Regions from separate parts of the Homo sapiens genome. Here region 1 is linked to region 2. Evidence: chromatin loops called from intact Hi-C (ENCODE). Cell type or tissue: GM12878. All regions are shown on one strand.

What was found. Peaks named below come from ENCODE experiments on the same cell type or tissue, not always from the same donor. Only the 100,000 strongest peaks of a DNase experiment are listed, where the experiment ranks them.
Region 1: it touches region 2 in a loop (2.5-fold over the local background); 1 of 110 quality-filtered maps calls a loop at or near these places.

The regions. Positions count from the first base shown.
Region 1 is chr4:110,285,664-110,289,663 of GRCh38, forward strand. It overlaps the pseudogene ZBED1P1. Among named protein-coding and RNA genes, the nearest start is that of ELOVL6, 89 kb to the left of the region's middle. RefSeq lists an enhancer at 1,607-1,696. In GM12878, no CTCF peak of the experiment used is centred here; a DNase peak (open chromatin) is centred at 1,678; H3K27ac peaks cover 638 bases.
Region 2 is chr4:110,053,877-110,057,876 of GRCh38, forward strand. The region is part of intron 3 of ELOVL6 (ELOVL fatty acid elongase 6); the gene reads right to left. Among named protein-coding and RNA genes, the nearest start is that of ELOVL6, 140 kb to the right of the region's middle. RefSeq lists enhancers at 1,476-1,525, 1,936-1,995. In GM12878, no CTCF peak of the experiment used is centred here; a DNase peak (open chromatin) is centred at 1,735; H3K4me3 peaks cover 610 bases; H3K27ac peaks cover 1,412 bases.

The sequences.
Region 1 (4,000 bases), 230 kb after region 2:
GGAGTAAATCCTGCCATTTTTGACAACATGAATGAACTTGGAGGACATTATGTTAAGTGAAACAAGCCAGACTCAGACTCAAATATTGTATGATCTCATTTATATGCAGAATCTAAAAAAGTCCAACTCATTGAAGAAGAGAGTAGAGCAGTGACTACCAGCTGTTGTGGGGTGGGGGAAATGGGAGATGTTGGTCAAAGGTTACAAACTTTCATTTATAACATGAGTAAATTTTGGGGATCTATTGTACAGCATGATAGCTACAGTTAATAATACTGTATTGTTTACTTAAAATTTGCCAGAGAGTATGCCTTAAGTGTTCTTATCACACACACACACACACACACAGAGTACATATATATGGTGATGGATGTGTTAATTAATTTGATTTTGGTAATTATTACACAAAGTATATGTACATCAAATCAACAAGTTGAACACGTTAAATAGATATAATTTTTCTTTGTCAATTATACCTCAATAAAGCTGAAAAAAAAGAAATATAACATGAGTCACAAACGTGAGCCACATTGTAATTCTAAATGTTCTAATAGTCACATGAAAGAAGTAAAAAAAGTAAAATTAATTTTAATAATATATTCTATTTACTAGTATATTAAAATCATTACCATTTAAATATGTATTCAGTATAAAATTATTAATGAGATAGTTTACTTTTTTAAAAATATTAAGCCTTGGAATAAGTATGTATTTTACACTCATAATACATCTCAGTTTGGACAGGCCTCACACTTCAAATGCTCAGTGTGTACCGTATAGGACAGTGTATCTTTAGATCACTGTTGTCAATATAAAAACAAAATATGTGAAAATCTTTATTATAACAATTGAATTCATGATTTTCCTCAAATGAAGGCAAAGAAATAAAATTTTATGAAATAAGTATACTATAAAATGATTTATATGGTGTATGTGTCCTTATTTTATTATTCAACTACACATCAATAGAATACTCAGATATACACACGTGTGAATATATTAGTTGTCTTTGATGTTTTTCAGGCACATAAAAAGCATAACTTTACATGTTTTTTTACTTAGTCACTATAAAGTTATATTTATCAAGGTAGGCACCTAAAACATTTTATTTATTTATTTATTTTTAAAGTAACCAGTTTATTTTGTTTTATTGGAGGGTGTTGATTGGGCATTTTGTTTTGTTTTGTTTTGTTTTGCTTTGTTTTAGAGTCGGAGTTTTGCTCTGTCATCCTGGCTGGAGTGCAGTGGAACGAACATAGCTTACTGTAGCCTCGAACTTCTGGGCCCAAGGGATCCTCCTGCCTTAGCTTCTGGAGTAGGGGGCACTAGAGGCGCATGCCACCCCACCTGGCTAACATTTTATTTAAGAGTTTACTAGGCCAGGCACAGTGGCTCATGCCTGTAATCCCAGCATTTGTGAGGCTGAGATGGGAGGATTCTTTGAGGCCAGGAGTTCGAGACCAGCCTGGTCAACATAGTGAGACCCCATCTCTAAGAAAAAAAGGTTTGCTAACTTGATTTCCAACACTTAAATATTTGGGCATATAGTAGGCATTCATCTATAACCTTGCCACAGGCCCTGCAAAAGTTGGACTTGGGCCTGGCTTGGAACTCTGCTTTCAAATGTTGGCATGACTCATTCCCTCACTCCTTTGAGAATGAGCTCAAATTTCGTTTTGTCAGTGAGAACCGAAACTGTATACACCCACATAGCTTACTGTGTATATTTACAGGCCTTTGTTATTCTAGGTTTCATCAACATAGCTTTACTATTCTAGGAAACTCTTGCTGAAGAAGATAAAAGTTGTGAATAACATTATCATTCATTTCAGCAATGTCCCAAAAGGCCATCAACTCTTCATGAAAAGCATCAATTTGTTCCTCCAGTCATGGGAGCCATATCAAAACTACAGTTGAAACCCCAAGACTGCTTGAACCCAAGACTCTTTGAAAACCTTGCCTTTACATCTTCACTTTGCTGTGACCACGAATCTTAAACTATTAAGTCATAATCCTTACAGAGTGTTAATTAAGCACTGATATCGGATAAGATCTGTCTTAAACTGACTTAGAGTCCCAGTAAATATCCTGACTTTGTTCTCCCTCTTCTGAGATGCTCTAAGATTCTGTGGAGGGAGTACTCCCTTCCCAAGATCAATATAAGCTCAGCTTTGTCTTTTCGACAGGTTGTCATAGTGATAATTTGGGGAGCCAGCATTCAGGATCAGTAAGTCTTTCTCTGAACATTCTTTTTTTTTTATTTTTTTTTTGAGAAGGAAGTCTTGCTCTGTCACCCAGGCTGGAGTGCAGTGGCGTGATTTCGGCTCACTGCGACCTCCCAGGTTCAAGGGTTCAAGCGATTCTCCTGCCTCAATATCCTGAGTAGCTGGGATTACAGGTGCCTGCTTACCACGCCTGGCTAATTTTTGCATTTTGAGTAGAGACGGGGTTTCACCATGTTGGCCAGGCTGGTCTTGAACTCCTGACCTCAGGTTTTCTACCCGCCTTGGCCTCTCAAAGTGCTGGGATTATAGGCATGAGCCACCATGCCAGGCCTGGTCTTGAACTCCTGACCTCAAGTGATCCACCTGCCTCGGCCTCCCAAAGTGCTGTGATTACAGGCGTGAGCCACCGCGCCCAGCCTAGTCAAATTGTTTTATATAAGAGAATGTTAATCAAATTTTCTGATCAGGTGATTTTTCAAAAGCTAAAGCATTATATCAGAGCTTATATCAGTAAGAGTAGCCGGGGATGTAGAGGATATTCTAAGCATAAATCTTTCTGATGATCTGGCTTTATCCCAGAGATGTGAAATTAATAACACATCAGGGTATAAAGAGAATATTCTTTCCACATGAATATCATTTCTCATAAAGGAGTTTTTACAGAAAATTAGCAACTTCTCTGGAATTAAAGGAACATCGCTCTGTTACCCAGGCTGGAGTACAGTGGCGAGATCATAGCTCACTGCAGGCTTGACCTCTCAGGCTTAAGCAATCCTCCTGCTTCAGCCTCCTGAGTAGCTGGGACTACAGATGTGCACCACCGCACCCAACTAATCTTTAAATTTTTAATTTTTTGTAGAGACGGGGTCCAACTATGTTGCCCAGGCTGGTCTCAAACTCCTGGGCTCAAGCAGTTGTCCACAGGCTGCAGTTTTAGTTCATACAGAATTGTCCTCAAAGAATGTCATAGTCTGGGCTACATTTTGGACTTATTTCCCTTTCTTCTTTATGGGGGATGTTCAATCTGTGATTTTCTGAGTTCCTCAGATGAAAGGCTTCTGCAAGTCTGTGAAGGTTTTTTAAAGTCTTGAATTTAAGATGAAGAATTGTTGAAATTAGTCTGGGACATCTGCTTTGATGAAGAGTCTTGACAGCCAATCAAAAGATAGCAGGTTTTCAGCTTCTCTTTTTAGAACCAAGACTATCTTGAACTTACTCTCTTTGAGCAGGATTTTTCTCTTCATCATTTAACACGGAAAGAAAAAAGGGATGGAACAGGGTGAATTGAAGCTCACAAGGACATGCTTGAAGAATTATGGGTGTACAAGCAAACTTCAGGGTAGGAGAAAAAAGAATCATGGGCGAATGCTTCCTTTAACATTTTACTAAGTGGGGTTTGGAAGGCAAGAGAGAGGTGAGGAAAAGACCTGAATCAATAGAATGGATGTAGAGTATGTGTTACTCAGGGTCCAATAAGGAAAGGAGAAACCATAACAATTATTTTAACAAGGAAGTTTAACATAGGGAATTGAGCCAGGTGCAGTGGCTACGCCTGTAATCCTAGCACTTTGGGACGATGAGGCGGGCAGATCACTTGAGGTCAGGAGTTTGAAACTAGCCTGGCCAGCATGGTGAACTCCATCTCTACTAAAAATACAAAAAAAAAAAAATGCCTGGAGTGGTGGTGGGTGCCTGTAATCCCAGCTACTTGGGAGGCTGAGGCAGGAGAATCGCTTGAATCTGGGAGGTGGAGGTTGCAGTGAGCCAAGATCCTG
Region 2 (4,000 bases):
TGCAGTGAGCCGAGATTGTGCCACTATACTCCAGCCTGGGCGACAGAGTGAGACTCCATCTCAAAAAAAAAAAATTAGCTGGGCATTGTGGCAGGCACCTGTAATCCCAGCTACTCAGGAGGCTGAGGCAGGAGAATCACTTGAACCTGGGGAGGCGGAGGTTGCAGTGAGCCAAGATCATGCCATTGCACTCTAGGCCTGGGCAACAGGGCAAGACTCCATCTCAAAAAATAAATAAATTAATTAAATAAATAGGAAAGTTGTCAGTTGTTATATTTCTGAACCTACTGTCAAATTTTTGTTGAAGTCATCTTCTCTCTTGCAAGATGCCAGATTTTTATGGTGTCTATAAGTGTCAGGCAGACTGATAATGATGGATGATGATGGTAACCCTCATACATATACTTAAGGGACAAAACTGGTGTCAGGAGACCCGGGATCTACTTTTCAGTGTTAAACTGTGCTATTTTTGTATCTGTCAGAGATCCACCGTTTCTGTATAAGTACTACTCTGTTCCTCCAATCCCTCTGTGGACAATAACGCAGACACAATCAATTCCAGCTACCTTGGTTCATAGTGTAAAGAAGGTAGATGTCCAAGATACTGTATGTTTAAAACAAGTTTAGTCATTCATAATTGAATAGATGCTTTCATGAGTCTCTTAGCATTAACTAAAATATAAACCCCTATACAATTCCAAACACATTATAATAAATTTGTCAAAGTAATATGCATTTCATCCTAACTCTTTAGTTTAACCCTATCATCACTTTTATATTAAAATTTTATTGTCTAAAGAATGATTAAGAAAAACCATATTAGAATGGGCTAGTGTGGGATGGAAAGTGGAAGGTACAATTCTGGAGTTAAGAATGGCTTTGTGTTTCTCCTGTCTGGAGGTGAGGGTATATCTCAGGTTTAACTGAGATACACTGGGTGTTTCTAGTTACTTTAGGGAGGGGAGTGGAGTGGAGGGTAGGAGGAGGGGAAAACATGTCCCGAAATCTCAAGAACAAAATTAATTTAAATTTGCTTAGGAGTTTTTTCCAGAACACATATGCACGATGGTGGGTGCGGGAATGAAATTGATCATCTCCCAGCAATGGCTCTGGAGCTGATCAGTAGCACCATTCAACACCCTATCAGGGTTACTATCCCCCAGACTGCTGACCCAAAGAGTGGTAGTTTCCCTCAGGCAGGGGGAAACTGGTGGGGCTCTAGAAGAGCTAACCAAGTCCTCTCACGGTCTTGGATATGGCAGCTGAGATGCATCAGTCAGGCCACTCTGGCAGGTACAAATTATTTTTCCTCTGGGGAAACCACATAATGTCACATTTAATTTGTCATGAGCCAGAGTCATGCCAAGTCATGGTAATTTCAGGCTTTCCAGAAGCTATAGAGTGACCCAGAAATGTTAACTATCAGAGGGACTGTGTATTTGAGTTGGTCAGTCAATCTTTCTTGTTCAAATGTCCTGTTGGCATAACGGGAAGGACATTGGCCAAGTACAAGCAATGGGACTTTAGACTCTCGAACGTTTCAGTCCTGTCATTTTAGCTACCTCCTGGCTCATGTTCTCTGTATCATGATTTCTCTAACCTTTGGTCCAACTATTTTCATTCAAGAGACAGCTTTCAGGCAGGGCATGTTGTTCCTTATACCCAAGTGTCCCTTCTTAACTACACCTTTGCAGCTGCAGGAAAAGCAACAAGCATTTGGAAATCCCCAGGGTGTTCTTGGCCACCAAGAGACACAGAGAGGCTACTCTGTGTGTGTGGTTTGTCACATACAGCTGAGTCCCTCTTCCCAGAGCTAGCTAGAGTGCTGCTGAGTCAGAGCTTCAAAAACAATGACATGCTCAACTGAGCAAGGACCTGGGCTCAGAGCAGATATTTCCAAGTTTTAACAAAACAAAATCTCAGCGGGTTTTAATATAATCCAAATAGTAGGTGCTCAGAGATTTGGCACACAAAGCAGGTTAGTGGCTCTTTTCCTCTCACTTGTTCTAGTGGCCTACAACCCCATAATTCACTGAAATGAGCTCACGGTTTTCTGCTGAAACAGAAAGGTCTTCTTGCTATTTATTAAGAGTTTAGTGAAGGGGGAGTTAGTGTGGAATGAGTAGCATTTCAGTTGGAGAAGATGCAAAAGTTCTGGAAGTTGATGGAGTAATGGTTGCTCAACAATCTGAATAATATGTATATTTTACTGCAATTTAAAACAAGAGTTTGAGTTTGTGGGAGCTGGGGGGGGGGATACAGTTTCAGTACTATACATGGAAGAACTGTTTTTTTCTCACTAGATCTTTTCCTTTTGGTGCTCATAAAGAGTCCAGAATCTTAGAATATTGAAAGGTAAAATTTGAGACCTAAAAATAAGAAAAGTTCTAAATAATCCAAACGGGTAAATCTCTCTTAATTAAATAGTAGCGACAAGATTTTCCAACTGCAAAAACTGGAAAGAAATTTAACCTCCAAAATGCATGGGAAAAAAAAGTCATCCAGGCAAACATGTTGACTACATAAAGACCTAGATCTGCTTGTCTTGGAGACACTTGCACTGATTTTGGACCTGTTTTGAGTCAGCGGTTTACCTCTGAATGGCCATTGTCAGAGGAGCTCCAGAGTATTTGAAGAACAATATCCCATATTTTAAAATGTTAAAAAAAAAAAGTATTCAGAACATGAAAATTATCTCTATAAAGGGTTTGAAACTGTATGAAGAATTTGTGTTACTAATTAGCCTCATTAAAGAACTATGTCAAGATTAGAATATTATTTTTTCCAACACTTCAATCTCATATTTTAACTGCATCGATTATTGGATAATCCACAAAGGACTACTACAAATTATTGTGATGAATGAGCCCTTTCCAGGGAAAGGGATTATCATGCCAGCAGCACACCACTCCTGTTGACTGCAAATAGGAGACTGGATTATGGCTCCTTTGGGGCTCAAGAGGGAACACTGTATTCAATTACAATGTCCGCTATGAGGCTGAGGGGAATGGACATTTGGGCCTGGATTAAATTAAGACAGGTGATATTAACATCATCAGCATCAACACAACCAAGATAGAAGATGAAAATATGAATACCTCTGGGTGCTACACTAATAGGTCTTCTCTAGGAATCCTAAAAGTCAGGAGGACAGAGAGCATAGGTCTGATTATGTCTTTAAAGGAAATTAATCACTACAGATAGCTTGAGGTGGCATTTCAATAAATTATTCCTCCAAAAGGTAGAAAGGACTATGTTTGTTCTCAAGTACCTCAAATACAGCTGTATATAACTCAGAACACAACACAATTAGTCCTTGCAGGGAAAAGGCGTTTCTAGAAGAAAACACTGAGGCTGCTTTTTTGTGATCTGAGGCTTAAAGGTCGGAAGTCCAGTCTCCAGCCATAGTCTAGTCTCCTACTTGCATCCTACTGGCATGATTATTTCTTATTAAAAAAAAAATTGAGGGGGAAGTAGTAAAAGGTAGAAACTGTTGAAGTGTTCAGGGGTAGCATTCAGGGGAAATCACGTTTCATGCATTTACTACATTTATGTAGTTGTAGTCAGGCCTTTGTCAAAAAAGATAGGGGATTAATAAGGTTATTAAATAGCATAAAAGAGGGATATATTTCTCAACTAAAATAATTCAGACTTTAATAACGTGTAATTTTATTTTAAAGAAAAAAAGCCACAGCCGGGCACAGTGGCTCATGCCTATAATACTAGCACTTTGGGAGGCCGAGGCGGGCTGATTACCTGAGGTCAGGAGTTCAAGTCCAGCCTGGCCAACATGGTGAAACCCCGTCTCTACTAAAAATACAAAAATTAGCCGGGTGTAGTGGCACACACCTGTAATCCCAGCTACTCGGAAGGCTGAGGCACGAGAATTGTTTGAACCCGGGACACGGAGGTTGCAGTGAGCCGAGATCGCGCCACTGCACTCCAGCCTCGGCAACAGAGTAAGACTCTGTCTCAGGGAAAAAAAAAAAAAAAAAAAAAT